Linked DNA regions of Mus musculus: all the other regions are linked to region 2. A link is a loop called in an ENCODE intact Hi-C map of the cell type or tissue named here. Cell type or tissue: left cerebral cortex. All regions are shown on one strand.

Evidence for each region. A loop is a pair of places that touch in the nucleus more often than their neighbours do. Peaks named below come from ENCODE experiments on the same cell type or tissue, not always from the same donor. Only the 100,000 strongest peaks of a DNase experiment are listed, where the experiment ranks them.
Region 1: a loop joins it to region 2, with 2.9 times the contacts of the local background. A loop is called at or near these places in 18 of 42 quality-filtered maps.
Region 3: it touches region 2 in a loop (2.9-fold over the local background); 9 of 42 quality-filtered maps call a loop at or near these places.
Region 4: a loop joins it to region 2, with 4 times the contacts of the local background. A loop is called at or near these places in 18 of 42 quality-filtered maps.

Annotation. Positions count from the first base shown.
Region 1 is chr10:70,959,034-70,967,033 of GRCm38, reverse strand. It overlaps Bicc1 (BicC family RNA binding protein 1), which reads left to right. Exons shown (of 21, transcript NM_031397.3): 4 at 5,820-5,899. Among named protein-coding and RNA genes, the nearest start is that of Gm24486, 81 kb to the right of the region's middle. In left cerebral cortex, a CTCF peak has its summit at 3,237 (motif pointing right); a DNase peak (open chromatin) is centred at 3,209.
Region 2 is chr10:70,590,059-70,598,058 of GRCm38, reverse strand. The region is part of intron 1 of Phyhipl (phytanoyl-CoA hydroxylase interacting protein-like); the gene reads left to right. Among named protein-coding and RNA genes, the nearest start is that of Phyhipl, 5.2 kb to the left of the region's middle. In left cerebral cortex, a CTCF peak has its summit at 3,849; DNase peaks (open chromatin) are centred at 925 and 3,841; H3K4me3 peaks cover 1,547 bases; H3K27ac peaks cover 1,341 bases.
Region 3 is chr10:71,214,198-71,222,197 of GRCm38, reverse strand. No RefSeq gene overlaps it. Among named protein-coding and RNA genes, the nearest start is that of 1700113B09Rik, 16 kb to the right of the region's middle. In left cerebral cortex, a CTCF peak has its summit at 3,748 (motif pointing right); DNase peaks (open chromatin) are centred at 2,585, 3,747, 4,109, 7,303 and 1 more place.
Region 4 is chr10:70,948,055-70,956,054 of GRCm38, reverse strand. Bicc1 (BicC family RNA binding protein 1) reads left to right here. Exons shown (of 21, transcript NM_031397.3): 9 at 2,529-2,660; 10 at 5,930-6,116. Among named protein-coding and RNA genes, the nearest start is that of Gm24486, 70 kb to the right of the region's middle. In left cerebral cortex, a CTCF peak has its summit at 3,839; DNase peaks (open chromatin) are centred at 3,375, 6,016, 6,320 and 7,577; H3K4me3 peaks cover 398 bases; H3K27ac peaks cover 1,079 bases.

The DNA of each region.
Region 1 (8,000 bases), 370 kb before region 2:
TTAGGGTTCTTGGAAATGCCTTAGAGGTTAGATAAACTACATACAACAAGACAGCGCAAAACTGCAAAATAAAGATATCGGGTTAGTTTAGGTTAGTTTAAGAACATTATATGGTTCAGAGGTGAAACGCCTGGGTGGCCCCTGCAAGGGACCCTAGGCTTCTGCACCTGTGTGTCAGAGACTCCAAACCATGCATAAGCCCAGCCCCAGGGGAGTGCAGTCCCTCCTCCACGCCAGGCACACACCACATACACATAATTAAAAATAATAAAAATAACTTTTAGTAGGGGTCTTAGAAATACAGTAAAGCAATGTAGATTTGTAAGGAAACTAAGCAGTCTGACCCGGATCACCAAAGCTCCTGACAGCAACTTAATGGAGAGAGACAGAGAGACAGAGAGAGAGAGAGACAGAGACAGAGAGACAGAGACAGAGTCAGAGAGAGCTATGACTATGTGTTCTGAGGTTTGGTTTGTTGTTATGTATTATAAGGCTAGATTCTATATCCCAAGGTTTAATTTCCTCAAGAAGAAGAGATCCTCACACATGGGGCTGGAGAGATGGCTCCGCAGCTAAGAGCACTGACTGCTCTTCCAGAGGTCCTGAGTTCAAATCCCACAACCACATGGTGGCTCACAACCATCTGTAATGGTATCTAATACCCTCTTCTGTTGTGTCTGAAGACAGTGACAGTGCATTCACATGTATATAATAAATAAATCTGAGAGAGAGAGAGAGATCTCCTCACACATATACCAGCTTTTGTTGTGTAAACCTTGCCCCCAAGTTATCTGTGATTGGTTAACAGAAGAGAGGTAGGCAGGCCTTCCTTTCTTGGGCTTGGGGTCTGTCTTAGGGTTTTGCTGCTGTGAACAGACACCATGACCAAGGCAACTCTTATAAGGACAATGTTTTATTGGGGCTGGCTTACAGGTTCAGAGGTTCAGTCCATTATCATCATGGCAGGAGCATGGCAGCATCCAGGGAGGCATGGCGTAGGAGGAGCTGAGTTCTACATCTTCATCTTAAGGCTAGAAGACTGACTTCCAGGCAGCTAGGATGAGGGTCTTAAAGTCCACTCCCACAGTGACACTCCTACTTCAACAAGGCCACACCCACTCCAACAGTGCTACAACTTCTAGTAGTGCCACTCTCTGGGCCAAGCATATACACACCATCAGAGGGTCTAAGGCAGAGACCAGGAGGGGGGAGGAGAAGGAAGAAGGTGCCATGGGGTTGGTGGATCATGAGAGTATGGCCATGAAGCCTGGCCAGTTGGAGTAGGAGCGATCCAGGCAGAACATACCTCAGGGTTATTGACAGGGAAGTAGACAAAATAGCAGAGAGGGCTGATATCTGCCCAGATCTAGTGCTATTAAAATTTATTGTAAAGGTTTTGTGTCTTTTATTTGGGAACTAAATGATCAAATGTAGGGTAGAAACCCTTAAATAATATTTACCTCAATGTGCGTGGGGGGGGGGGGGAGTAGCTGTTCATATCACTGTGGATCAGAAGCAGGTAGAGTTTACAGAAGGGAGTGAAGGGTAATATATTCTAGAGCTCTAAACCCTTGATCTTCTTGTTCCACTTGAAGTTTTCAGACTCCTAGACAGTTCCACCAGCTGTGTAGCAAGCATTAAAACAGCAGCAGCAGCAGCAGTAGCAACAACAACAACAAAAATCAGGAGTCAATAGGGACCTCGAATATTCAAGCATAGTGCCACATTTTCTGTATTTATTCTCCTCCTTTCTCTGTTCCCCCTTTCCTTCTCTCCCTCCCTCTCTCCCTTCCTCCCTCTCTCCTCTTCCTCTTTCCCTCCCTTCCCCTCTTCCCTTCCTTTCTCCCTCCCTCTCCCTCCTTCCTTCCCTCCTTCTCTCCTTCCTTCCCTTCCTCTCTCTTCCTTCTTTCCTCCCTCCCCCTCCCTCCCTCCCTCCCCCTCCTCCCCTCCCTCTTTCTTTCCTTCCTTCCCTCCCATTTTCTCTCTTCTCTCCCGCCCTACCTTCCTCTCCCCTTCTCTCTGCTTCTTCCTACCACTCTCACCTCTCCCTTCTTTTCCATTACTACTCCTCCCGCACTGTCCTCCAGAGTCTCTCTGTGACTTTCCCACAGAGCTTGTTAGTGGCTACCCTTAGCTCCGCCTCCCTTTTCCCTGTCCAATCACAGACCTCCTCTGCACTAATGTAATCGGACAGGGAAAATCCTGCAATGCCAGACCATCTTCCCAAAAGCTCGACAAAGCTGAAGGTTAGGTTCAGGAAGCGTCTCGACTCTAAAATGTTTACCAAAAACGTGTTTTTGGAACCATCAAGGGTGTCTATGAACTCACAGATGAAAGCCAGGAGAACACTCCTGTGAAAGGTATCGAGCTCCGCAGAGCAGGGCCCATTTTCCTTTGTTCCTTCTGTGGTGTGTACATACCAGCATAGCTGAACTTCTCAGTGAGAGTGGTTGCTATCCAGTCTCCTCTCTTCCATGGGAGGTGATACGCCTAAAAGACAGGAGCAGATGGGTGTGGTCTGAATCCGAAAACCAACACTCTCGCACGCCTCTGATACTAGGATCAGACTTGCTGAAAGTTAGAATTTTGTTGGAAATGCCCAGTGCTCATGGTTACCTCGGAAATGAAGGAACCTGAGCCTAGAGTCTCCTTCATATAGACATTTTCGACAATAGAGTGCTGCTAGTCTGCTCAGTACCACTGTGGGTGTGGGTGAATAGCTTGGTTTATAACATCCCTAGTCTGTACCCATAGTGCCATTGGACAGACTTGCAGCTCTCTGTCTTTTGATGCTTTCTGGCTGATGCCTAATTCATTTTGTGCTTATCAGTGGGGTCAATACTACAACTCACGGTCAAGTGTTTCTAGGGTGAATTGGAACACAACGTTTATCCCCTGTGATTTTACACAATCTTAAACTGAAATCTTCACCAGGCACTGGCTCTCAGGCATGGCAAGTAATGAATTGAGGTTCCGTTCAGACTAGAAGCAGGCAGCAGGCAGCATGCACATGTCTTCTACGTAAAGGCAAGAGCGGACCCAGAGAGTAGGGGGGAGATAGCGAGCATGTCCCTAGCCATCTCATCCCTTTGATCCAATGTGGTAGTATTTGTTTTTCTCGGTTTCTATTAAGCTTGGCAAATCAAAGAGCCACTTTCTAACAAGAGCTGAATCTGAGGGTTGGGGTTAGGGGTTGAAGACATTGCAGTCCCAGCTTCATTGAATAATTCACTTTCTGACCACTAGGTGGTGCTCATTCACTTCTAAATTTGCTGTTGAGGTGGTTTTGTTTTTTGTTCTTTTTTTTTTTTTTTTTTTTTCCTTTTGCTTATTGTTCTGTTGTTGGAAAGAAAAAGTTACGATAATTTGGTTATCTTTAAACTAAGCATGCCTGCACCTCTACAGGTGCAGGTGTATAAGAATTTTAGTGTTTATCCAGCCTGGGAAGTAATGGGTTTACAAGTTAACATACCTTGCACATGGTATGTGTGTGTGTGTGTGTGTGTGTGTGTGTAAATAATATTGATCTATATTCTTCAGAATCATTTGTCACTTCTGTCAAACCAGATAAAAACGGGTTCATAGACTGTGGTGGGTGGGCATCCGTGTGCCTTGCTTTTGGGTTCCCTAAACTTAGAGCCTATGAAAAACAGTTTTGGAAAGTTCCGAGCAATCTTAAAGTCATTGCAAATGTCAGAGACAGGGCTAAAAAGATAATGGGATAAGGAGAGCCTCAGTCAGGAGTAGCAGGGGGGACATGGCAGAGAAGGGCAGGGTGCCAGTAGAGGGGTGATTAAGTGGGGGTTCAGCCCATATTCCACATTCCAAAGCTGCAGGGTGTTGTCAGCTGTGGTGTCATGTACTGCTCAGAGGAGCTGAGTAGTCTCCTTTCCTTCCTTCCCTGGGCTCTCCCCTGGATTGACTGGTTGCACCTCAAAATATGTGATGTGTTCAGCATAGAATTGACCTTGACCTGTGGGGTATGCTGGCAGTGGAGACATCCCGACGTATGTAGTCCAGGTATAATCCCTACTCAGTGGCAACTGGGTAATTCCTGCTTTGGAAGAACAAAAGGCTCAATGGTTGTGGATGGTACCTGGATATTTACGGATCTCTATCCTGTACTGGACAGAAAGGACTCAGGGAATTCATAGACCATGGTCATGACCTATTGATGATCATATCCGTTTCTTGACTTTGTCACTAATACAAATGGGCAAAGGACTCTCCACTTACCCCAGGATGGTCTTCATCTGCACCAGGCTGGACAGTAAGGTGTCAGAACTCCCAGACTACTAAATTCTAGGAACCCAGTGAAAGAGAAATGGAAACACATCCTCGTGGTTCCATGTCCTTGATTTCTCCCGCTTGGGGTGTCCAGATGCCTGCCACTACACACCGGGCTGGAAGAATGAAGCAGAGTCCAGATCGCACAGGATCTCAGTCCACCTGAAGCGAGTGCCTTGGGGGTGGGGAGAGAGTGAGAAGGCCTTCTCTGATGATGATCGGCAATGAAACAGCTCTCTGAGACGATCTTATCTTGGGCATATACCTTTATTCAGGATGGGCTTATACACATAAACTTTTGGGGTGAACCAATCAATGGTTATCTAGTTGTGAGGGAGGGGGTGAGAATATCTGGGTGTTGGGGGGAGGTCATTGGCTGAAGGCTGCTGAGAGGCCTCATTAGCATGGGAGGCATCCCAGGAATCTCAGGTGCAGGATCACATGACCTTCCTCAGGTGGGATCCAGAGTCCTCAGAGGAGAAGATGCCCAGCTGACAAAGAGTCTGCCCTTTTGCCTTTTCAGGGCTGTCTGTTAACAACAGACTCAGACCTTAACAGCAGGGCAACACACCTTGACCTGAAGACTTGTGCAGGACCCTCCCTTTGCTGGAAGAGTTTGGCTGTGTCTGGCCCTCACTCCAATTCCTCTTAGTGAGCCTGATGGGCCTCTCCCCTAGCCGGCTCTCCAATCCTTATGTCTTGTATCCCACGCTCTGTCATACGATGATTAGTATAACATGTAAAAGTCTTTGTGAAATGTTGTTAGGCCTCCTTGTGCATCACTCAGGCCTGTGTGTGCGGGAATCGTCTTTACCAACACATTCCCCAGACCTTGGTGCAGTGAAGGCGATCAGTAATCCCTCTTGAGTGACTGGACACTTCCCTAGTTACAATCGTGGTCAATAAAGAAATCACGCTGTGTATTAGTCACTCAAAATGAACTCTGGGTAAATATGAAATATTCCCAAGTGGACTTTGTTGTTCTGTGAACATTGGCCCATGAGGATGTTTTCTGTAATACGTCATCACAGTTTAAATTGTGGACAGAGTTGGAAGACATTGCACTATAGGGCCAGGTCTGAGTCCTGTAAAATCTACTTTTCTAGGGCAAGTTACTATTGTTGCTTTCTGCATTGGTTTTCTCTGTTAAAAAAAAAAAAAGTTCACAAAGCAATAGCTTGGATTAAACAAATTACTCTATTATCTTTAGAATGCCGCCAAGAATATAACGAGAACTCAATTCACAAGTAGAATTCATAATTACCTTATTTTATTTCGCAGTGGTGTGATTTGCTTATTTTGCACAGGTTGGAGGTAAATTGCTCATCCAATTTTCAGAAGAGGGGAAAAAAACACTGATAAATGCGGATGTTGGTTACTTTCCTATGCTTGTGATTATAGTGATCGCATATACACAGTGCAGTAACTACAGGGTTTATTGTGGGATGTTTCATATTGCGGAATCGGTCTCAAAGCGGGCAGTTGAGGGAGGTGTGACGCCTCATGTAAGCCTTCCTTCTGCTTCTTTCCAGATCCCCACATCAAGGTTTCTGGGAAGAAAGAGGATGTGAAGGAAGCCAAAGAAATGATCATGTCTGTCTTAGACACAAAAGTAAGTGAACACTCCAAGCTGGTACCCAAGAATCATGTGGAGAAGGGAGGACCAGGGAAAAGAAATCGGCAAAGTTTGAAAGGTGCATGGGAGTCTGCTGGGGGAGGGGGATAGAGAAAGTGCTTAGTATGAATGGTTTCTATCATAGCAAGCAATTATGTATATGAACGCGTTTACACACGCAAGTGTGAGCATACACACACACACATAATATACCATCTTCAGAAAGATACATTGGCCCTTGTTAGTGCTACATAAGTAACAATGATGACAGACATGAGCACATTTGCTTTTCTGAGGTCATAGGAGCCCTGTGTGAGTATCTGTGTGTGCTCACCTGAGTGTGCTCACCTGAGTGTGCTCACCTGTGTATCTGCGGGTGCTCACCTGAGTGTGCTCACCTGAGTGTGCTCACCTGAGTGTGCTCACCTGTGTGTGCTCACCTGTGTATCTGTGTGTGCTCACCCGAGTGTGCTCACCTGTGTATCTGCATGTGCTCACCTGTGTGTGCTCACCTGTGTATCTGTGTGTGCTCACCCGAGTGTGCTCACCTGTGTATCTGCGTGTGCTCACCTGTGTGTGCTCACCTGTGTATCTGCGTGTGCTCACCTGTGTGTGCTCACCTGTGTATCTGCATGTGCTCACCTGAGTGTGCTCACCTGAGTGTGCTCACCTGAGTGTGCTCACCTGTGTGTGCTCACCTGTGTGTGCTCACCCGAGTGTGCTCACCTGTGTGTGCTCACCTGTGTGTGCTCACCTGAGTGTGCTCACCTGTGTGTGCTCACCTGTGTGTGCTCACCTGAGTGTGCTCACCTGTGTGTGCTCACCTGTGTGTGCTCACTTGTGTGTGCTCACGCTTGGCCTGGAATGAACGGGGTGCTTGATCCAGTACAAGTACATATACAAAAGAATAATGACAGAAGCTGAATGTGTGTAAGCCTACACTCATTTGTGATGCTGTTTCTTTAAGCACACCAGAAGTCCTGGCTATATGCCAGGTGCTTAATATTGTACAGATAATAATTTGATCTATCCTCAAAAGTAAATCATCACAGAGATGCTAGATAATTTGACCAACATCTCAAAGCTGGTAACTGGGGAGGTGGTTCAAATCCAGGCTGTGGCTCCCGCTTTTTATTTTTCCTTACTACTTAATATTTTATTGAAATATTTCTGATCTTGCCCTCTGGTCTTTTGTTTTTCTGGATTTATCTTTGTTCCTTTTTTCTTAATGTTTAAGAATTGTTTTCCTTGTAATTTTAAAGTAGTTTAGGATTTTTTTTTCCTCTCTAAAAGGGGAGATACTTTCTTGTATTTCAAGGATTAAAGTGAAAGAAGTTAAGCTTCAAAAATAAAAATATTTTGGGGCACAAGTCAAAAACTGATGATTTCAGAAGGCTTTTAAATGTCTGATATTTTTATATCTTGAGTCTTCCTGTTCAGGAATGCCATTAACAGCCTTGAACATCCCAAAAGTTTTACATCTGTCCTCGTAGCATTGGGTTAAACTCCTCAGAATTCAATGTTCAGATGCCAGTTTGACTGCCACCTTTTTATTCCCCACCACTTGGGATTTTACACTTTCTTTAAGGTAACTGAGCCTCTGATTGGGGTTTGTTTATCCGTGCCTTCGTCTGCCAGGGTGGAAGTTCTTACGAGTTCTCCACTTTTCTTTCCATCAGCTGGAATAACGGGTGGCTGTGTAAGATTGGGCAGGTAGCCACGTAAGCGCTCCTGTGTGTAGGACTTCAGACAGCATGTGTTGTCGGCATGTGTGATCTCAGTGGGGGCTTTCCTTATAGTCCTGATTCCTCCTCCTCATAGATCCTCTGCCCAACACGGCATCTTTAGTCATGTGATCACACTTTCATCTGTCTTCAGGTATTTGAACCATTTCATGAATAATGCCTTTAAAAGAAAAGAAAAACCAGGATAATTTATCTACCATTGCAACTGACCGTATTTAAGAAAGGCTCTTCTGTCACAGTATTGCAGTTAAAAATTTGTCACCACCCTCTGAAAAATTTATCATAAAATGAGATTCCGTCTTAATGAAGAAACGGATAGAAATTTGTTAGGCTGAGACAATCCTTTGGAGAAA
Region 2 (8,000 bases):
TTATCAGTGAAAATGTTCAACTGTATATGAGTAATAGCTATAGAACATTTTAAAAGAAAAGTTATGAGAGCTATTAATTGGTGCACGGTAAGGTCATTAAATGTAGCAGGATAACTCATATAGGAAACAAAGATCTTGATTTTTTTTAAAGGCATTGAAATGGACATTTAAGTCGACTGAGCACTAAAGTCCTGCTTACTAATAATTTTTAATTGTTAGTGTGAATTTATTTTTAATAATCTCTAAATGAAAATTCAAACTCTTTGAACACAACAAACCTTAACTTATGAAAGAGGTGTAGTCTGAATAATTAAGTATTCTTGTAAAGACTGTTTATTTCCTTTGTCGGTAGATTAGCTTTGTAAATTGCAGCTATTTTTATTTTCTCAGATTGGTTTCAGAGAAAACCAAGATTCTAATAAAAGTAGATTTGATTTTTATTTGATTCAGCAATTTATCAAATACTCATTCAAATAATAAGTGGAACTAGACAACCTAATGCTGTTCCTCAGACCTTAATAATTTCAGTTTTTAAAATTGTGTTTTCTGTGTTTATCAGGGGTGTCAGGGAAATGTTTGTTTAATAAAGTTCAGAGTACTAAGGTAGGCTGTGGGAGTTAGTTCTGCTTTTACTATATTCTGCTCTGGAGTTGTAGCTCTTTTGATCCATTTTTAGTTGTTTCAGTTGGCATTATGAATCCTGCAAAATGAGCAAATTATGTAACATTTAATTGAGGGGGATGTTGGGATCAAGCAATAGCTATAACAATAATCACTTATAGTCCTCTAGACTAGTCAGGTTTCACTTTGTAAAGTAGTTTAAACCAAGGAGTTACAAAGAACCATGTTTTTAAAAAATGTGAGGAAAAAAATGGAGACATTCCACTGAAAGGCTGTCACATGCTTCTGTTTCTCCCTCCCCCTTGTGACCCAGTCCCAATATATGGCAATTTCTAATCAGTAAGTTGGCGTCATGACAGTCATTTAGAGGGAACAACACAGGTTCTTATGGAACAGCTTGTAGGATGCTGCATTCAGTCTCTATTACGACTTTCCTTAGTACGATTTCACAGTGAGCAAATAACAGATTCATGGTGTCTGCTCCCTACACCTCACTCACTTCCCTTCCCCTTAAGTCTCACTGTTATCAATACATGAGGCAAGATTATGGCAGCAGACATAGCTGATCATATATTTCTTTGTGTCTTAGGTCTACGGAGCTATAGTTTTATTTTATGAATATGGGAGTATGTGGTTTTTTTACTTTTTACTCTTCCATTTCACTCTTGGTAATTTGGTATTGACGGAGGAAAACGTAAGTTCCTTGGAAATGAAATAAAGTAGTCTAGGGCAAAGTAGTGGGTAATCGTGGATTTCTGTTCCTTTCTACTCACAGAGGTTTTTAATTGTATCATGCTCTGTGTGTCTCATGAGTCACAAGCTATGGTTCCTAGTAAAACATCACTGTCTCTCATTTCGTTGGCTCTTCTCTTTTATGCTTTGTTTGTAGCTGATTTTTCCTCTAAATTGTAGTTTATGTTACTAGCACCATCTCACAGCATTGCCCCCCCCCCGTTATTTTCAAAATATTTAGTAATCTTGGGAGGATATCTGAGTTCAAATAGTCATGCATTCACTTTTTAATAAAGTAAGGGGATTCCTGTAAGTGTACATGCATATATCCTTGTGAGTAGTCGTTCCTAGGCATGTCCACTTTGTTGCTGGTACATGGTTCCTGCCTATGTGCTAGTCACTGTAGTTCAAAATGAGGATTCTAGATAGGACTCTGTTAGGAAACTGTTGGAATATGTACTGTAGCTATGGGGGCATCTGTTAATTCCTGTTCTAATCAGGCAAGTACTTCTTTCCTAGCTCTAGAGTGCTCTGGTATACTTCATTGAGTGCACCATGTAGCTTCATAATGGTTTTTTTTTTTTAATGGAAGGAAAAAAATCCAGTCTTTCACCTGAAAATATCAGTAATATGGGAATCCATTCTTAGTTTGTTTCTTCCCATAATAGCATGAAGCACTTGCTGACCTGTGACAAGAAAGAAAAAGAAAAGAAAAAAAGAAAAGAAAATGCTCACCACCCCATACAAAGTTCCATATTAATTCTGACTCTTGTCATGTTTTTATTACATACACACACACACACACACACACACACACACAAGCTTCTGTTCCTTTCTAAAAAGGGTTTACTCACATGTTACCATAGATAGATAGATAGATAGATAGATAGATAGATAGATAGATAGACAGATAGACCAATAGATAGAGCTGATAAATAGATCTCTATGTGTTTCTCCAAGCTAACAATATTGTTGTTATAGAGAAGTAGAAAAGACTAGGTTTTTTTTTTAATAGTATTAACACTGCCCCCCAGCTTTCTCTCTTTAACAGTCATTATTCCTCTGAGTAGATCATTTTATGACTGTCTAGATATGGTGTCTAGATATGGTATGAGGTTTATGATGCTACTAAGCAAGTGAATATAACTTAAGTAACCTACAGTTTCTTTGTAATCATCGTTCGGTGGAGAAAGGGAAAGGAAAGTTTTTCTCTTTTATATATTCAAAACATAGATTTCTTTAAGGAACCTTGTCTACTTAAGTTACAGGAGCTGAAACCTCCTTTTATGCTTTTGACATATGATCAGAACACAGCTTAACATTGGGAACATAATAACCCAAATGTGTAATGGCTCAGTCTGAATCAGGTGGCCTGTAATAACATGTCTAAAGCAAGCAAACGCCTGGGAAGAACACCTGGAATGTGTCCCTTTAATGCCTTCATCACAAGAATGTGACATAATCATGACTCAGTCCCACTGACGTGCAGCATGGAATAGCAGGGATACCATTTCAGATCACATGGCCAGGTTAGATTGTTGGTCCTTGTTAGCCCTGTAACCGTGGGCCAGTTACTTAACCTGTTTTAGCCAGAGGCACTCTTGTCCAAAACAGGCATAGTAATGTCATATAGGATTTTGAAATGTAAAATGAAGTATTATGTAGCATAGACCATAATTCTTGTTGCAAAATAGAGAAACATTATTGGGAGTGGAATGTTATCTTCTACATACTCTCTTGAGTTGAACCCAGTACTTTTTAAAGTCTCTCTCTCTCTCTCTCTCTCTCTCTCCCTCCCTCCCTCCCTCCCTCCCTCCCTCCCTCCCTCCCTCCCTCCCTCCCTCTCTCCCTCACTCTCTCCCTCCCTTCCTCCCTTCCTCCCTCCTTGTCTCTTTCTCTCTCTGGCCAGTATTTGCAATTCAGTTGTGTGCTGTTTAGGAAAGCATTGTATGAGAGATTATTGACGACCATAAATTCTGAATTTTAAGGGCAAATTGAAAAAAAAATCTCAGTGGTGGTATTGAGACCCTTTGCTTGGTAGCATCCCAACAGTAACACTGTTGTCAACCCTAGTTCTAGAAGCTGTTCTTGGCTTCCAGTTGACATCTGCTGATGCTTTCCTTGTGCCTTATGACCTGAGCACACTCTTTAAACCAGTGTCTGCCTTAGCTCCCCTCTGCCCTGGCTTGACAATATTCTCCTTCATGCTCTTTCCTAACAGCTGCCCTGCTCTCGGTCATATGTCTCTGTATTCATTTCTTTGCCTCAGATACCACTGCGAGGGGGAATGTACATTTTCATTAGGGAGCAAAGAACCCAAATGAATGAATAAAAGCTAAAAGAAGCACACAAGAGCAAGAAAACCATCAGCTGTGTTAATCCAATTCTTACTCTTGGTAGGAGCTCTATCTCATTTCCATAGAAGACCAAGAAGTTTTAGAGGGAAAGTCACATCAAAGACAATGTGAACAGACTCCCTCCAGTGGCAGAATGTGTGTGGCCCAAGCAGTAACTGGCACTTGACTGGCTGCCCTGGCCAGCCTCTCAGAGCCTGACTCTAGGTAGAGCACTGTGTAGACACACCCAGGTCACTTGGTTTTGTCTTCACTAAGATTTCCTACTTGTTTTGATCCACTTTGCTTTCCTCTAATTCAAGTGCGTCTTCTCCCTGTGTGCTTTCATTTGTAAATCAGTTTCAGCAATCACAGCAGTTGAAGCACAATACTCTAATTTCTACATTCACTTCTCTGCCCTCGGGAAAAGTTTCAAAACTCAAGTTTTGCCTTGTTGAATATATCTCTTTCTTGGCTTTATTTTCAATGTATCTTAAATGCCTTCCCAAGAATCTCTTAATTCGTTATTAATCTGTTCAATTATCTTCTTACTGTGCTAATTACCTAATATTTTAGCTATTTAAAATAGTTTATTACTGTCAGACTATAATTAATGTCTCACAGAGTAGAATATGTTTGTACATATACATTGAAGGGGGAAAGTCAGCATTTGCAAAGACTGGGAGCAGAACTGTGTAGCCAAGCAGGAACATTTGGGCTTAAATGCGCAGAGAGCTTTAGCATGCTCTGCTCCCTGGTGTCAGAATGCAGCGGGTTGGCAGGGCAGGAGGATGCACAAGTACCGACTTCAGGACAGAATTCCAGGCAGTGTGGAATATGGTCAGGAATAACTAGAATTTTAAGTCTGGAAAGTTGGAAATCGGAATTATTGATGAGTGAAAATGAAGCAAAGCAAATGTTTGAAGACATCTCGATAACCTTTGCTTTTTTTAAACTTCGAATGTTAGGTCTCTGTTCTACCTTCTTTTTGAAGAAGAGCTCTAGATCCGAGCCACTCTGTGGCTGTATTTGTACTATGCACTGCTTTGCCATTGTTTCAGAGGGAATGCCATGAGGGGAAAGCATATTCTTTCTAGGGTCATCTTTTTCTTCATTTATGCTACTCTATAGTTCAGACTTTTTACCTGAATTGTCTCCCCGAAAAGGATGTGTTTTATACATATATCTTTGAGAAGAAAAATAATGTTTGGAAAGTTTCCAGCAGAAATGCAGAATACCTAAAGTCTAGTGATAGATGTTTTAGAATTATTAGTTGATAAAAAGAACTCTGCTGCTTTAAGGGAGATTGTGAAACAGAGGTCCCTTTTCTCATCAACATGAGGAGAGTGTTGAAATCTTGGGAGTCATTTTAGATGGATTACTATAAAGACAAGAAGCATTTGAGCTAAGGCAGTTAAAATCCAACTTTAGAAAACCACTTGGAAACATAGCAGCTGTTCTTCAGTTGTGTTCTCTGAAGAGGAGTTCTAGAACAGGGAGAACAATTAGTCATGGAAAATACCCAGGTCACTAGGGAGACCAGAACTTATGGGGAAGAAAGAGGTTTGTATTTGCCATCAGCTTTAGAGTGGTCTTTAAGGAGCTTTGCTCTATTTCACTCCCCGACGAAGAGTGAACACAGTCTGGGGAAGGCCAAAGTTGAATCCCAAAGATGAACTAAGTCTGCTGCAATCCAGGTTTGTTAAAGAATGCTAGCAAGAGTCTAATAGCTCAAAGTCGTGTCATAGCTACGATGGGACAAAGAGCATCTCAACTGCATATGTAGCTAGTTTGCCATTGTATGAACATTGGAACTGTGGTTGTGGTCCATTTACTAAGCTGCTCTGGGGATTCCCTGTTAATACTATTGGCTACAGTGGTAGAGGCAACTTCTATGGATACATCTTTTTGTTTTGTTTTCTGTACCATGGAGGGTTTTGCTACCTATGAATAGCATAGAAGGTTTATAGCTTCATTCACTAGTCATATGCCATTAAAGATAAGGCACACACAATTTTACTGTATACTTTGGTTTTGATGAAAACTTGTCTTCCATGAGTCAGAAGCTGATGAATTTCTCAGTCTTTAAAATTTTAAAAGCTACTGACTAAAGCCAACAAGAACCAAGATAATCTTGCACATTTATTATGTGACCAGTTCCTAATGGCAGTATTTTATGTCTATGATGTAAACCAGAAGTTAGTTATTATGGTCCTTGAGCCAGATTCCCAAGCCTGCCACCTCTTAATATATGTAAAACTATACTGGAACACAGACATGCCTGTTTTATATAAACATAATAAGTTTATATTTATAAATTTATTTTCTATTAATTACATATTATCTGTGACTACAGTGTTCTTAGAGAAGAGGTAACTGGCTGTGACAGAGACCACATAATCTACAAACCCACAAACCCTTTAAAATAGTTACTTTGTGACCATTAACTAAAGTATGCACTAACACCTACTATAAAACTGGCTGTGAGCTAACCCCTCTTGACAGGATAAAGATGTTGAAGTTTGTTAAAGAAAGTTGTAGACTGATTTACTTTTGCCTATTACCAAAGTTTTGAGATTATATACATTATTCAGAGATCCATAGGAACTTAAATAATGCAGTAGGTTAGTCCTGTGTAGGGTTACTCCAAGATGGATAGCCCTATATGTCTTCGCATCTGAGTTTAGGAAGGAATGTTTCTAAGTGCAGACATATACAAGTGTACTTACAATTCTAGTACTAATATGTTTTCAAGTGCCAGAGGTGTGTATCAACTCTGAAGACATGTTGTTATAGTAATAAATATTACTTATGATTTTTATACAGATCATATTCTTTATTCTAAACCATACTATTAAGAAGGAGTTGAGCCTGGCATGGTGAAACATGTATTCATTGTAGAGTCATTGTAGAACTTGGGAAGTAGAGGCAAGAGGATCAGGAATTCAAGGTCAGCCTGAGCTACATGACATCTAGCCTCAAACAGAATCAACATCTTACCATTTTGTTGTCTATAATCTACCTAACCATGTAGAGTAAAAGACGTTTTGAGAAAAAATTTCCTACCTGCCATTGCCTGATAAATGCAAGTTACTAAAAATGAAAATGAAAAAAAAATTATAAAGGTATCAGCACACAAAAATCAACTAATATTCTTTAAGTTTCTAAATGAGTGGCTTAGAGATTGACAGTTCACAGACCATCCTTAGTGGATGGAGCAACTGTCAAAGCAATACTAGAGAGCAGTGCCATTTTGTTCTCTGGGGATTCATTTATTTACAGGCCCTGATCTTCAGTAATTAATACGAGTCCTGCTTTAGGGCAGGAGAGATGATGGCTCAGCATTACAAGCACTGCCGTCTGGAGGACTCAGGTTTGTTTACCAGCACTTACATGGTGGCTCACAACCCTTTATAACTCCAGTTTCAGGGAATCCAAAAACTCCCACCCCTTCAGGCACTGCACACATGTGGTGCACAGACATGCATGTACACAAAACACCCTTACACATAAAATAAAGAGAAAACCTAAAAGAGGCCTACTTTGTTTCCTAGTGTTCTTCTACACGCTATTTTTTGCTATTTATTTGTATATGTGGTCCAACCTTAAGGGTTTATATTCAGAACAGTTAGAGGTAGAAGGAAGGCTCCCAGAATACATGTTTATTTGGATCCTGCATTCAAAGTAAGTCGAATAATGTGGAGAAAGAGTATTAAATAACTCTGCCATTGGTTTGGGAAGCAACATTTTTCTGGATGTTAAAAGTAAAATATCAGGGGAGGAAGTAGAAGACAAGCATTTCTGATAGAGATGAGAGCAGGCTGGATGCATGTGTGTGCTTACTCATGCTCACAGGGTACACTGGGTGGGAAGGAAGTGTGCCTGGGATAGGAGAGTATGCTAGAAGCTTCTTAGAGCTGGCTAACAAGTAATTTGTAATATACATATATGTATATGTAATGTGTAATACATATATTGTACATTGTATATGTATATTGTAAATGTATATTACATATTACATGTGCATATACATATATGTAATGTGCAATATATATATATATATATGTATGTGTGTGTATATATATATATATCTTGTAATCATGCCATAACCTAATGGTTCAGTTCCAAGTATAAGTTTATCTTGTTAGTAGATAGCTGCTCTCAAACTTTCTAATTGGTAGAGAACCTTTTTTGTCTTTTATTTTTCACTGCATTATAGGTCTAAAATTCTGATTCAGACAAAAAGGAATGGCAAACTGATTTTTTTTTTAGCCTTCTTTTCTTTCTCTGTGTATTCTTCAAGTTTGCTAATCT
Region 3 (8,000 bases), 620 kb before region 2:
GCTAGACTTTTAAAGAGGGTTAGGGGCTGGTTCTGGCAATTTTACTGGTGTGTGGGTTTTGTGTGTGCCTCTGTGTCTTTGTGTGCACCATGTACATGTGTATGTAAATACATGTGAGCATAAGTGTCCTATAGTGGCCAGAAGAGGGCATCAGATCCCCCAAACTAGAGTTTGAGATGCTCTTGAGCTGCCCGACATAGGTGCTAGGATCCAGACTCGGGTTCTCTGGTAGAGCAACAAGAGCCCCTAACTACTGAGCCGCCTCTCAGCCCTAATAATCTTATGTTCCTCAGAGCTTCTGGGGAGTCCTGAGCTTACAGTGGTTGCATCTTTGACCCTGTCCTTACTTTGTCTTCCATCTGCGCTGTATCCCAAGTTCTCTCTCCTATTCTTTAACATGGATGGTTTCTTCTTGTCATCCAGGATTCTCCTATGGGATATAAGGATATACCCACAGGCTCCAGGGTTTGTGTTTGAGCACTTCTGGCTAGTGGATGCCATTTAGACTGTTATTCAAAGCAACGGGGACGCTCCTTTTCTATAGGTTATTTTATCAGGTCACATGGCTAATGAATGTGGGATTTGGTGTTGAGTTCTGTGATAGCTGTGGTGTTAACTATTACCATGACTGGATTTAGAATGCTCTGTGGGTATGTTTATCTGAGAAAGCTTTTCCAGAGAGCAAAGACTCTGGCTGCCCTTCAACAGATGTAGGCAGCACATTTGGAATATACAGAGACATCCCTAGCTCTCACCAATGAAAGGGCTAGGAATGCTGACAGATAACACCCTGGGCCTGTAGCAGAGATTGTTCCACTTTGCCTTAGCTGGCCACCCAGTGTTCCAACCAACGTATCTGCGAACGTCTTGATGTATAACTTTGTTTTCTTATAAAGCACCTACTTGCCACATTGGGACATACAATTTGGGGTAATGACATAGCTGGCATGACATCATGGAGTGATAACTTTTTAAAGAGTTTTGTTAGCCTCCTTCTCTCTCCCAAGCGGGAATATTTAAATTTAGATTAAATAGCTATGAAACAGCCTGTTAGCAAACACAATTCTAGACCCGAGGAGGCCAGGCTTACCACAGTCTCTAAAGGTGCCTCTCGTTATAACCTGGGGTGTTACACTCCCTCTTCTACCTTGTTTGAGACAAGCCCCTCTTAGTTTTGCCTCTGAGCCTGACAGGGTAGCTGACCTGCCTGAGCTCTCTGGAGATTCTCCTGTTACAAAACTCTCTTCCTGTATGTCTATGTTCCACATGGGATTCTAGGATGTGAACTCCGGTCCTTATATCCGTGTCACAAGTGTTTTAGCCACTGAGCCATCCCTCAATCCCTGCCTAAGTCTTATGTTCATTAACATGCAAATTGTGATACACAGGAAAAAGAAAGGTTGTGTGTGTGTGTGTGTGTGTGTGTGTGTATGTATGTATGTATGTATGTATGTATGTATGTATTTTTCTCTACCCAGCCTACCCTGTGAAGGGACCTCTGGAAATGTAGCTGACGGTGGGGGGGTGGGAGAGGGAAGGCTGCTTATCAGAAGAACTTGGTCCCTCTTTATCCCCTGACTCACTCTGCTTGGTTAGCCTTGAGTGATAGCATAATATACAGTCTGATCTGAAACTTCATCTTTTTGTCTGTTTATTTGTTAGGTTGGTTTTTCGAGGCAGGGTTTCTCTGCATAGTCCTGACTGTCCTGGAACTCACTCTATACTAGGCTGGTCTCAATCTCAGAGATCCTTCTGTCTCTGCTTCCTGAGTGCTGGGATTAAAGGCTCGTGCCACCACTGACTGGCTCTGTCATCTTTTAGACTGCATCCTGTTCCACTGTGGCTATACCATAAGTAGGTCATTGAAGGGTGGTTTCTAAAGTTTGGCATTACAGAACCCACTTCAATGAATAGACTCACACATCTCATTTTCTGCTCCTAAGTGATCCAGATGGATTTGTTAAAGCAGAGTATTAGCATTCGCATCTGTGACTTGTGATCTGTGGCGCTGTAGTCGCAGGCACAGGTGGTTCCATCTACACACCAGCTAGCAATGTGGGTCCAAATAATCTTTAACTGAATGCATGTTGTGGTATTGTAGCAGCTACCTTGATTTGTTTCCAGGAAATTCTCTCTGCAAATGATATGATTGTTTATGCCACCCTGACTTGTCCCTCAGAGGCACACTCCTGTCCTCTGTCCCGCTCATCACAGGGGTCTGGCAGTTGTTCTCATCATAACAACAGCGTGAGACTGCCTCTTTTTCTAAGTGTTTGTCCCTCTATGGTCTCACTTCTGTGGCTAGGCCACCACCTCAAGCCCTTGAGAATTTCCCCTGAGAACCCAGCGGGACGACATCCCGGGATTCCGATTCCAAAGCCTTGAAGTAGATCAGCAGATCAACCTCCAAGAGACCTGAGTACACAGGCCCTGACCCCACATGCAGCTTCAAGCTTGCTGTCACCCTGTCCCGTCCCCCCATGCCTTCACCCCTACCCCCCTGCAGCCTTTCATCATCTCTGCCTCAAGGGGAGCCCATCTCTTCCCCAGGAGGAAAGCAAACAGCAGATGTGTGTGATGACAGTGTGGTGTGTGTCCCCAAGCCATGCAGGGGACCTCTGATCTCTGTCTGGCCTTGTTTGCAAATAAATGCCTTTCTCCTAACAGCCTGGTGCTTCGGAGAGGCAGGAAGGGGACAGCCCAGGCACCTGGAAGCTAAAAGGCTTTGCTGGCTAAGCAGAATATTTAAGAAGTGGTTTCTGTTGACATCTCCAGCTTGCGGTGGTTTGAAACTGTGTCAAAGTGTTTGCAAATATTTAGAGGTTCTCAGAGAGCGTGGTGTTGGGGTAGAGACAGTTCTCACAAAAGGCACTGAAGCCACACTCAGGGCAGTTTTGAAGACCCATTTGGAAGCCGACTGGGTAGAGACTTAAAGAGAATTGTGTGCTGAAGGGGCCGTAGGCAAAGGGAGAGTTGATAAATGTGCTGCTGACCTCTGCCCTACTGTGGACAGAACCAAATTGTCCAAAGAGACCTGCTCTCGGCCGTCTTCCTTATAGGAAGATCTAAAAGCAGGCTCTAGTTTAACACAAATGATGATGAGGGAAAGAGAGAGACGGTGATGGAAGGCTAATCCAGGAGTAGCAGCTCCCAGTCTTACCCACTGGGCCAGACAGACAGACCCTCCATCCTGTGGAATCCCAGATGCAACACTGGGGACCTAACCAGGGAGGCAGGCAGGATACTTCAGCAGATCAGACTCCACAATTCTGATTGGTACATCGAGTCTCTAGATTGAAAACTGTCAACACAATGACTTCAGTTTGTTGGTTGGTAACAAGTCTGTCATTTCAAGACTCTGCTTGTTGACGGCCACTTGTTTCTTACTGGCTGAGTCCTGAAAAAAAACACAGATCTTACCCTCCAATCTCCAACCGTGGAGATGACGGGTGGGGTGGGGGCAGGGCTCAGGGCTTTGTCAAGACAAGCAAATGTGCAACAAATCAGATGCTTTCTAGTACGGCTTCCTGGGAAGCCATAGCCCACCAGAACCATGACATCATGAACCCCTCTAATTACAGAGGATAAATATCTTACAGCAGGAGAGCTAAGACAGTAACATTTGGGGCAAGTGTGACCCGAATGTCAACTGATCAGATGAGTTGTAATTTTGTCGACTAGTCTGGGAGGCTTTTCCTGGCATCGGGGGAGTTCTTAGTATCAGGTGGAGAAGCAGTTTGTTCCGCAAACACTAGAGGGCAGCAGAAGGCAGCATTTGACAAATCCAAGGGCTCAGGCTGATGACCAGCTCAAGTCCCTGGGGCTATACACATCTCTCTTCTTGCTCAGTTGCCTCTGTTTTTAAGCCAGGAGATACCTTTTCCTGTTCAGGTAATAGCCTACTCCCCACCCCCACCCCCAATTCCTCCAAAGATACAGGGAGCTGGCTGAGGTTCCTGGTGCCTTAGCTCTTCCTGCGCCTCCTGACATGTCTCCAGTACTTACAAGGGTCGGGAAACAGAGGTCCCAGATGTGATTGCAGTGTGGCTCCTCAGACAGGCCACGGAACATTTGGAAGGCACAGCGGTCTACGTGTGGAGGAAGTATGCTTTCCCTAGCTACTTAGTTGCTGGCTTCAAGGGTGACGAGGCACCGCGTGTGGGCAGGCAAGGGTTTTTCGTAGCAGCAGTGTGGCTTCGAAGGAGACAGCTTTGAAGGCAGCCTCGCTCCCTGACCGCTGTCAGTCCCAGGAACAGTTTTCTGACTCCACCATCTTGGTTATAGCAGGGCTGGCTGTCTGCACCGCAGAGGCCAGTTCCTAGCGCTTCTCTCTGCTTCCTGAGCGCGCGCATGCACACGCACACACACACACTCTCTCTCTCACACACACTCACACACACACACACACACACACACACACACACACACACACGAGCATGTGCGCTTTTCTGGCCTTCCTATTTTGTCTGGAGCCAGTCTCCTGCATTCCTTCAGTCTCTTCCTATTTAATTAAAGTGGGTTTTATCTCTGACACTGACCCCGAGTGATACAGCGGCTGAAGGTGAGCAACAGCTATAACCTGAATCCAGCACTGTCATCTGGGTCTCTGACTGAGTCCCATTAGGTGACTCAGAGGGCGTCCCACCGTGAAGCCACACTTCCTTCATGACCACTGTGACTTGTCCCTGCTTCCACAGGGAGTGACTGCCTCCCTCCCCCTCCCGCTAATGGCACAGGGATATGGTGGGTGACAGGGCCAACGCTGAAGGTCAAGCTTATAGCCCCAGCTCTTCTAACAAGCACCGACTTAGACATGGAGACAGCCTAGAGTGGGTTATCAGGAGCTGAGCCTGCTCACAGTCTAGCATGGCTTGCCTGGGGTCCACAGCGAGCCAGACAGGTTTGAGGGGAGCTGCTGATATCCTCATCTACCTCCCAGGGCTTCCTGTGTGTGAAGCCCAGCTGGCCTGGGTTCCCTGCTGTGGTTCTCAGACCAGCATTAGAAATATAGAACCTGGAGCTGCATAGATAGCTCAGTGGGTAAGAGAATTTACGCTTGCAGAAGGACTCAGCACACACATGAAGCGACTGAGAATAGCTGTGTGTGCTTATAAGCCCAGCACTGGGGGACAGAGATAGGAGGAAAGCTGGGGGCTTGCTGGATGCCAGAATAGTGGGAAAAACAAAGAGGTACGGGCTGTGTGTGTGTGTGTGTGTGTGTGTGTAGGTCATAGGACAACTTGTAACAACTTGCAGCATTCTCTCTCTGTATAGCATGTGGGGATCCAGGCTCAAACTCAGGTTAGACGCTTGGCACTAGTTGCCCTTATAGCTGGCCCATCTCACTGGCCCCCAAACTGGGGCTTAGATCTGAGACCTTTTGTGTCAGTTGAACCGTGGTGGAAGCAGATACATCTAAGTAGGAAATCGTGGGTGTTCCTAAAGAGCATGTGTTGGAAGACGAAGGAAAAAGAAAGGATGGTTGATCTTGTTACCTTGATGGCGATTAGAATCTCCATGGTAACAAACCTCTGGGCATGTCTGTGAGGGAGTTTCTAGATCGAGGTTAATCACACCTGTCAAGGCAGTAACTCCTGCTTTTGCCTGCTGGTCCTGGGTGAACCCTAGTTGATCCACAAGCCCCAGGGGTGATCCCATCTCTGCCTCCACAGTTTTGGGGTTATAGATGTGGGCTACAGTGCCCAGCATTTTTATCCATACTCACTTCTGTCTTCATACCGGTTGAACAAACCAAGTGATTTGAGATGCCGCCTTTAAGACCTGCAGTGATAGTCTGCTCCCGCAGACTGTCAGCCAGAATAAACCCTTCCTCCCTTGAGGGAGGTTTTGTCAGGTGACTGGAAAGTAACTGGAACTCACTCTGTAGACCAGGCTGGCCTCGAATTCAGAATTCCGCCTGCCTCTGCCTCCCAAGCTCTGGGGTTAAAGGCCGGCGCCACTGCACACTCATGCATGCTATTTCACCTGGGGCCAAAGGGGCGTGGCTTAAGGAGCCGAGTGGAATCCAGGGAAATGCCCGGTCACTCTCATTTGTGCGATGTAGTGCTCATCACTCACTGGGGTTTCTTTAGAAAGACGTGGCTTCAGTTTGAAAGCCATGATGGATCTGAAAGCCACCCCCCATCAGTCTCTGCTCAGCCTAAACTCCCTGCTCCCTCAAGAGCACCTATTGAGGAGTCAAAACCTCTGGAATCAGAATGCTGCAGTGGTCACAGAGGGCAAGGACAGAGAGGAAGACCCCTTGGTGGTCTCTCCTGATTCAGTCTCTGCCCCTCCTCCTCCAAGCGGGTCAACCACACACTGAAGGCAGTGACTCCTGCTTCAGCCTGCTCGTCCTGGGTGAACCCTGGCTGAGAGGCAAGCCCCAGGCATCCTCCTGACTTAACTTTGAGGGTTACAGGTGTGGGCTGCTGTGCCCAGCATCTTTATACACACTTTTGTCTTCATACCCAACAGAACTTAATGATTTAGGGTGCCATATTGAATGCATTTAACTTGTGATGCACGTGGACTTATTTTTGGATCTTTAAATTCTGTTTAAAGCCTGGTGGTTGGTCTCATCTTGTCTTCCACAAATGCTATGCTAACCCACTGTACAAGACTTGCAATTTTATTTTTTTTAATCTGATGGGGGGCATGTTTCCTCCCCAGTAGCACCAAGTCTTACTTGGCTCCTGGCTCTTTTGTCTTTCTTTTTCTGTGACTTTGAATAACTTTTCTTCCTTATGGGAAATCTTGGTGCCTTTGCTGAAATCACAAGAGATGGATAGACCAACTGGGGAGAAACTTGTGTTCTCATGACGTGAGCTTTCCATAGCTCAGGTTTAATAGTGGGCCTTTCACCTGTACTTTACAGCTCTCTTCATGGGACTTTCTATATTCCTTCCCCTTCCCCTTCCCCTTCTATTCAAGACGGGTTCCCACTATGTAGCTCTGGCTGTCCTAGAATTCACTATGTAGACAAGGCTATCCTACATTAATTCACCTGCCTCTGCCTCCAGAGTTTTCCATTTCTTGTTAAATGTTTGTCTTGAGGTATTTTTTTAAATTTATTTGATATGTAAGTATGCTGTAGCTGTCTTCAGACACCCCAGAAGAAGGCATCAGATTGCATTAGGGATGGTTGTGGGCCACCATGTGGTTTCTGGGATTTGAACTCAGGATCCATCATCTCTCCAGCACCTAACAATTCCTTAATTAGCAACTAAGAGGCCTACAGACTACAGCAGTGGCTCAGGACCAGTCTCAGCACTTTGGAAGGTGACTCAGCAGGATTGCCTAGTTCCAGACCAGCCTGCACTACACAGTGAATTCCAGAGTAGCCAGAGTAAGACTAAAATATCTCCATATGACATAATTCATGCTATATGTATAGAAAGGAACAGAAAGTGTTCTAGATAGAGGGAAGCCTTGTTTCCTCTGCCCACCCCCATTTTTCTTAAGAAAGCCAGGTGTGATCGGCGTACATCTTTGATCACAGCAAGCAGATCTGAGATTTTCTGTAGTTTTGAAGGACTGTAGCAAGGGCCAAGGAAGATAAAGAAATTCATCACTTCATGGTGTTCTTGCTTGCTTTGCTCAAGGTTAGGATTGAGGCCCAAACACAAATGCTCCCAAGGCCTGACTGAATGAGGTAGGCATCTCAGAAGACAGTGACTTAGTGTCAGCCAGCTGCTGTGAATCAGCAGGTACCTACATCCTGGGCACTGCCTTCATAACAGGATCCCACCGGACTGGGGACAGCAAGAGCCTCAAGATTTGTATTGTCCATTTTGTATAAAGACCATCCCAGCAACCAAGAAATGGACCTCCAAGAACACGGTTCCTGTCCTTGTCCCTGCCTAAGCACTCCAGCCTGCAAGTCTCTGCTGGGCCAGATTCCTACTGGAGCGTGGTTCCTACCAGAGAAGGCTGCCTAGCCAGAAATCATTAGGGGTTCACACAACTGCTGCTTGCAAAGCTGTCTGTCTGTAAGATGA
Region 4 (8,000 bases), 360 kb before region 2:
GATTTTGGGTACCCGCTATTTAAGAAAGCAATTTGGAATACCAGGCAAACAGGGAATAAGGGTTATTGTGTCGCTGTAGGCTATATTCTATTGTGTAGGGAAGCATTTTTATATTTTTCTTAACTTAGCCTAAAGACAGATGAGATTGCAGGTGAATGCATTTTGTGGTGTGGCTAGAAGGTGGCTATGCTTGACAGGGGGTGCTGATATGCAGTTTGAACTGTAAATGGAAAACTAAAAAACACCATTTAAAGGTCGCCTTCAAAGGCTGAGAGGATGGCTCAGTTTCCACACAAGCCTGAAGACCTGAGTCTGGATCCCAAGCACTTCTATAGGAAGGCAAGGGTGGAGATGCGTGTCTGCCATCCCAGGGCTGGAGGGGCAGAGACCAAGAGATTCCTGTAGGTTGCTGGTCAGTCAGGATAGATAATCTGTGAGGTTCGGGTTCATAAAAAGAAACTGTTTAAAAAAAAAAAACTTGGAGAAAAAAATAGTCAAGGAAACTGCCTGCTATTGGCCTTTGGCCGGTCCACGTTTACCCACACATCTATAAAAACTTGAAGCCAGGTGTGGTGGTGCATGCCTTTAATCCCAGCACTTCGGAGGCAGACGCAGGCAGATTTCTGAGTTCGAGGCCAGCCTGGTCTACAAAGTGAGTTCCAGAGCTACACAGAGAAACCCTGTCTCGAAAAAAAACCAAAAAGCAACAACAACAAAAACCCCAAAACTCTTGACTCTTGGTGATCTAAAACATGTGTACAGTTAATGAATTTATTATGTAAATAAAAATAGGATTTCACGCATTAATTTCGAATGCTATGAAAGACAAACATCCGTTGAGTCATCAGAAGCATCCTGATGTAAGGCCCTTCTCTCCTTCACATGCTTTTTTTTTTTTTTTGAAACCCCAGTGTGTGGGGATTGGTGCGAAGAGACAGGTGTATTGCTGGGTCGGTAGAGACTCTTATTAAAAACAGATTAGACTATTTGGTTCCAGGCCCAGTCTTTAGTGACATTTGACCCAGTGGACATTAGGCATGGTCTTCACTATTAACTTGGCAAATTCATTTAAACAAACAAACAAACAAACAAACAAATAAACAAAACAACTGAGAAAACCCAGATTTGTATTGTTGCGTCCATTCCTCTGACAGATCAAGCTTCCAGTCAGGGCAGTGGGACATTTAAAGATTCACTTTTTGTGGATGATTTTTTGTTAGCCACCTTTATTTTACTGTATGGTCAATAATCCTTTAGCGGTGGGGCGTATTTACATACAGAAACTGGCAAATTACTCATTGTAGTGTCTTCCTTTCCAAGGTGTTTAGGTGTTATTTTTAAGCTTAAAATGCTTGAAAAACTTCACAGACTCACATTCCTACTTTAACCGCACCTGCCAAAACTATAGTTTTTTTGAAAGGTACTATTACGCAATAATGAAAGAAGGGAGAAAGAAATTCAAAGGTTTTAACAACCTTTCTTTTTTATTATCGGTCCATGAAGAAGAGTCACTTTTATTCACGGGTGAAAAGGGCAGTTTTTCATTTTGATCACAGTGTACCCAGCATTGTCCAATACATGTGAAGAAAGAAAGAAAGAAAAAAAAAATCCAGTGACCAGGCTGGAGAGATGGTTCAGTGGTTAAGAGCACTGACTGCTCTTCCAAAGGTCCTGAATTCAATTCTCAGCAACCACATGGTGGCTCACAACCACCTGTAGTGGGATCCGATGCCCTCTTCTGGTGTGTCTGAAGACAGCTACAGTATAATCAGATATATAAGGTCAATAAATAAATCTTTAAAAATATCCAGTGACCAAGGACTTGAGCTGAACAGCATTCTATACCAGAGGAAGAGAAGCCAAGTGATTGTAGGCAGTGAAGGGCAAAGCAGAGATGAGAGCCAAAGATAGCCACTGTAGTGACACCCCCCACCCCCCGAAAGGGTTGAGGGTTGGAACAGTGGTTCACTGCACATGTCTGAGTGGAAGGACTTACAACTTCAGCCAACTTGGAAGGAGAGCTCTGAGGGATTACAGACTCCACCTATAGGACATTGAGATTTGGGCCTGGCCTGGTGGAAGAAACAGATCCAGGGTGTGCAAATCTGTGGTAGGATGGGCCAGGCTGGGCCAAAGCAGAAGTTAGTAAACAGCAGTTGGGTTCTCCATTAGGATACAGTGGTTTGGCTCCCAGGAAGTCACCGAGCAAGGACACATGACCCTGACCCTCAGAGTGGTGAAGACTCTCTCAGTACAATTGCTAACGGAACTGAAGTCAGACAGTGAAGGGTTTTTCTCTAGTAAAGAGTAGACTTAAAAAAAGAAAAGTCACACCAAACCCACAAGCTTAACAGATGCAGTTCCAGTCCCCCAGATAGTCTCCTGCCCCTCCCCTTGGTCACACACCCTCCTTGCTGTGAAGAGGTAAATGGTATTTAAGTTAAATACTTGATCGTGTGTTATTTGGAGATGCTCAGGCATCAGGTGCTGAGATGACTAACCCCTGACACTCCTACTGTCTTGTCTAGGGGTGTCTTCCTCTGGTGTTGATGTTTGATATGAAGGAAGACATTGAAGTGGACCCACAGGTCATCGCACAGCTGATGGAACAGCTGGACGTCTTTATCAGTATTAAACCAAAGCCCAAACAGCCGAGCAAGGTTGGTCTAGAGTCTGCACCCGATGAAGCATCTGGAATAGCCTTCCCTACCCACTCTGGTTGTTCATTTACATGGGAATAATTTCTGATACATATATTTGGCTATAAGAGTTACATTTGTAACAGTGCCCCCTCCGTTATCTGCCTCCATTTTCTTCATGGTTTTTGATTTTCATGTTAGTTTTTAGTAACATTGTTTTTCTATAAATACAGGAGAAAGAAAAGTCTATTTTTTACCACATCTGACTTGGTAATTTTGACAAGAGATCAACCAACCCAATCAATACACAGGCTAACGAAGCAAACAGACTGTTAAAAACAACCAAACCATGATGTTCAAATGGCTAGCGAACATAAAACTGTTCAGCCTCACTAGCCATCAAAGGAGAGCAAATGTAAACTCCATGAAGATCCCATGTCACCCCAGTCAGGGTGGCAGTCGGCCAGGTGCTCGTGAGGGGGTGGAGCAAAGGAAGTGCTCCCACACTGATGGTGGTAACCTAAACCAGCCAAGCTGTTAACGGAAATCAATACTGAACTCTGTCAGAAAGCCAAAGCAGACCTACTGTGTGAACAAGACACACCACTTCTGAGTATTTATTGGAAGGACTCTTAATTTGCAATCTGCTGACTACAGGCTGGTTGCTAGGGAGTAGCTAAGGAGACTCATATGTTAAGTGTATGCATGTGTGCGCATGTTCAAATCAATTTGCAGAACGTCCTGTGCTGGCTTAGCGGAGCTGCTGCTTTTTCTGTTCTCTCCTTTTCTTTAATAAAGCCCATGAGTAATGAAAGCTCTCAGCCGCCTTAGCGCCTTCTCTGTCCAATGCTATCTGGTAATTTACATGGACAGTAAATGCGCAGTGGGAGAAGTCTGATCTGAAGTGCCCTGAGAAAGCAAGAAAGGAAGACTGTTCATGCATTAATATTGTGAAGCCTGCTGCAGCTCCTTTAAAGCCTGGGACCCTGGGACCTCACCAGTGGTTGTCACTGGCAGCCATTGTGCTGCCGCTGTGCGTGCTGAGCAGAGGTGAAATGAATTGAAGGCTCTCAGAGTGGAAAAACATGTTAGGTAGCAGTACTTACACTCTTATATTTTCCAAATCACGAAGCATTGGCTGGCAGGGAGACCTGGGGCGGTGTGGGGTGTGGGGGTGCATCCCAAGTTCACCACTAGGAGAGAAAGCATGGCTACGAAATAATCCAGGGGGTTAACAAAAGTCACATGCAAAATTGTCTGTGTTCCAGGTATTAAGTATGACAATGTTATATTAATCCTCATTTTTTTCTGAATGTTTAAAACTTAAAAGATTTATAGACTGTAATTAAATTTTGAAGTTTGTGGAATGTTTTGAAGAACAGCTGAGTTTTCCCTAACTTTTTTTTATTTTTATTAAATGCTGGTTTTTAATTGCTTTATAAAGTCTAGTGAACGGACTTAGCAATGTAGAGAGCCACTGCTTTAGTGCAGGGGAATGTATCATAGAGTAAAAAATAAACCAGTAATCATCCGACTTGGTTTGGGCAGCTGTAACAGTGCCACAGAGCAGGCAGCCATGGATAAGGGAGTCTGTAGTCATGGACGCCAGCCAGCACAAGATTCAGCCTGGACCAGCTTTGGTGTCAGGGTAGGACCTGGGTCCACATTCACAGGTGCTACTCCACTCTCTCATAGAGAAAGGTGCTTGCGTGCTCTCTTTCTCTCTCTCTCTCCCTCCCTCCCTCCTTCCCCCACATCTCTTCCCTAATTCTATTCAGTTTTTTGTGTGTACACATGTAAGTGCATGTGTGTATGTGTGTGTGCACATGTAAGTGTATGTGTGTGCATGTGTGTTGATGTGTGTATATATGTATGTATGTATATGTGCAAGTACAGGTATATATGGAGATGTGCGTGTGTGTGTGTGTGTGTGTGTGTGTGTGCGTGTGTATCCATGTGTCCACACTCACGTGTGTAAGCCACAGAAGGATGTGCAGTTAGATTCTCGAGTAGGAAGTCCTGAATTACTAAGGTAGATAAATCTGCCATACTTTACTAAAATTTCTAAACCAGAGATGCCATCTTGTGTATAGAATGCTTTATGTGTATCTGTCTTGCATATGATTTCTACATGAGTAAATGTGATATTTTCTGTTCACCTGGAGGAAACAACCACACTTATTATTATTTTATTTTTTAGAGAAAACTTTAAAGCGCCCCAAGACTGGGGGAGCAAGGTTGAGTGAGTTCAGAGATTGAGACCAGGCCATGGGATTTAGACATCATAAAGCCCTGTTTGACTAACTTAATCACAAATACCATCAGTTCAGATTCCGAGAAGGGCTTGGCCAAACAAAGACAGAAATAAAAAGAATTCCAAGAGCTCAGGAGAAAAACGAACCTATGTTAGGCTGAAAGAAATTGTGTTTTGATGGCTGGATTCTAAGTACTACTACTACTACTACACACACACACACACACACACACATACACACATACATATACACACATACATACACATATGTGTTTATATATGTATACATATGTATATATACACATGTATGTTTATATATATACATATATATGCTTAGACATTTAGTATATAAAAGATATATAAATTATATAATTCTATATGTATATGACATATACATATAGGAAGTAAGGAAAATTTATATATATACACAATTATTATTATTTATAAAATATATCATTATATATAACATAATATAACACACACACATATATTTCATAAGATTTGCCACAGATGTGGTCTCACTGGGGGTTGGTGGTGCCTAGAGGTACGTCAGCTAACCATTAGACCGTGTATGTTAAAAAAAAAAAGAAGCCAACTGTAACTGTGCAATCTATACGTGATGGTGGGTTTGATTTGGCTTCTGCAGGTAATGAGGTGGTGAGGAGGAATGCTTCAGTATGAAGCCCAGAGGCTGTGTAGTGGGGCAGCTGGACTTTGACACCAAGAATTTGCTAAATTTCTAAGCATGCCTGGATAGGAATCCATACCTTAAAAGGTTAGGTAGGGATCGGGACCTGCATGCTGGCTGCCCACAGCATCATGCTCTCAATGGTTTGCAGACACATAGACACACACACACATACACACACACACATAGTAGGTGGGGACTCACGTTTTACGGGAGTGTCAGGAGCAGAGGCTGATAGGGGGTGGTATCCAGCCTCCTGTGGCCACTCATTTACATTTTCATTACCCTTCTGTCATTGTATGCCTACCTCAGTGTCATCTTTTTTCCCCCCATTATGTGTTTTCATAGTCTGTGATTGTGAAAAGTGTTGAGCGAAATGCCTTAAATATGTATGAAGCAAGGAAGTGTCTCCTCGGACTTGAAAGCAGTGGGGTTTCCATAGCAACCAGTCTATCCCCAGCATCGTGCCCTGCCGGCCTGGCCTGTCCCAGCCTGGATATCTTAGCTTCGGCAGGCCTCGGACTCACTGGACTAGGTATAAAGTTTATTATTACCACTGGGGAACGGCTTATCGGGTTCCCTGCCCTTTTCTACCATTGTGCTGTGTCTAAATTCTATTTTCTCCTCTGAGCCCCAAAGCCCGGTGACGGTGACAAGCAACCGGGTCGGGACCTGATTCATCTGGCCTGAGTTTTTTCTTTTGTTAGCCTCCGTGGTTTTGGGTTGCCCAGATTCCTCCGATGCCAGTGTAAATAATCGCAGCCTGCCTGCTCTTGTTCTCCGTGGCGCGTGTTTGTTCTGCTAAATTAAGAATGCCATCGAGATGGAGGGGAGCCGCTGACGGTGATGGATGCGCTCTGTGTTGTCTTGCTTTGGCTGTACTGCCCTCCCTCCCTAGAGATAAAGATCCAGTTTGTTCCAAAAAGTAATTGCAAATCTGGAGGGCAGCTAGAGAAGGGGGAGGGGAGAGTCCCTGAACCCACTCCCCCACCTCCCATTCCCCTACCCTACAGCTAGGCCTGATAAACCCAAGGCCAAGCCAAGCTTATACCACTCATGGAAAGTGCAGTGAGTCCTTGCTGATCCTGAAATAGTGCCCTCATCTAGAAGACCTTTCTTGTAAGCTGGCCAAGAGCTCTGTTAGCATTAGACCAGGCTTACCATTTTCCTTCTCGTTTCCCAGATGCCTTCATGTATAAGGAGAGCACAGTAGGTCACATACATAGTAGGATGGGCTGTGTTAGAGCTCACTGGTAGGATGCACGCATGAAGACCTAGGTCCGATCCCCAACACTGAAAGACGTCATGTGTGTAAAACCTGTTTGGGCTCCAAACTGTCACACTCAGACACTACTATGGTGATGCAGGTTCTTCCTCAACCAAAGCTGTCTCTTCCACACAGGCCTGAACAGCCATAGCAACACAGCAATACTGTGGACTGGGACGTCCTGGTGGACTTACAACAGTTCTCAGCCTGTGGGTCGCAGCCCCTTTGGGGGTTGCACAACCCTTTTGCAGGGGCTGCCTATCATATATCCTGTATGGCAGTTACACCAAGATTTGAAACAGTAGCAAAATTATAGTTATGAAGTGGCAGCAAAATAATTTTATGGTTGGGGGGGCTCACCACAACAGCAACTGTATTAAAGGATGGTGGCATTAGGAACGGTGAGAACTGCTGACTTAGAAGGGGCCCGTTTTATTGTGTTCTAGTTGAGAAAGTGGTTGGAGAAGCCGAGTTCCCTGAGTGGAGGAGAGGTTTCCTTGGCCACCCAGCTCCTATAACACTGACCCATGTGCACTTCAGAAAACACACAGAAATGAACATCATCTTTTAGACCCCAAATTCCCAAAGGAGAATCTCCCTGGTTACAGCAGGCGCTAGGTTTCTTGAGAGCAGAGAGAATCCAGCACAATCCCTGGGCAAGTTTTAGTCATTGGGTTGGAGCCCACAGGAGTCAGTGTGTGCTCAGACCCGCACGCAACCATCTGGTCCAGCATCCTGTGTACGAAGTATCAGCCAGCCAGTCTACCACAGGAAAGGCGCTCCTAGGCGCTGCCGCTCGTGAACGCTTGGGAAGGGCTCTGTTGGGAAGCTGATACCAAGTGAGTCAGGGGAGAATTAAAAAACAAAAAACAAAACAAACAAACAAAAAAACAAAAAACAAGCTTCTGCTTGAGCTGAGGTTCGTCCATCCTAGGTTGTCAGCGGGCTTGTGTCTAGGAGTTCTAAGTATGGCTGGCTGCTTGTGCTAGATTGGGCACACCGGTCTCCCCAATCTTATGGCATCTATTGTCTATTTGAGGACGAGCAAATTCCATGGTTGGAGATGTGGAAAAGGCAAGATTTCACGGGAATATCTGAAATAACATCAAAAGAAAAAAAAAGCGAAACAACAAAACCAAACCTGTCACTCGA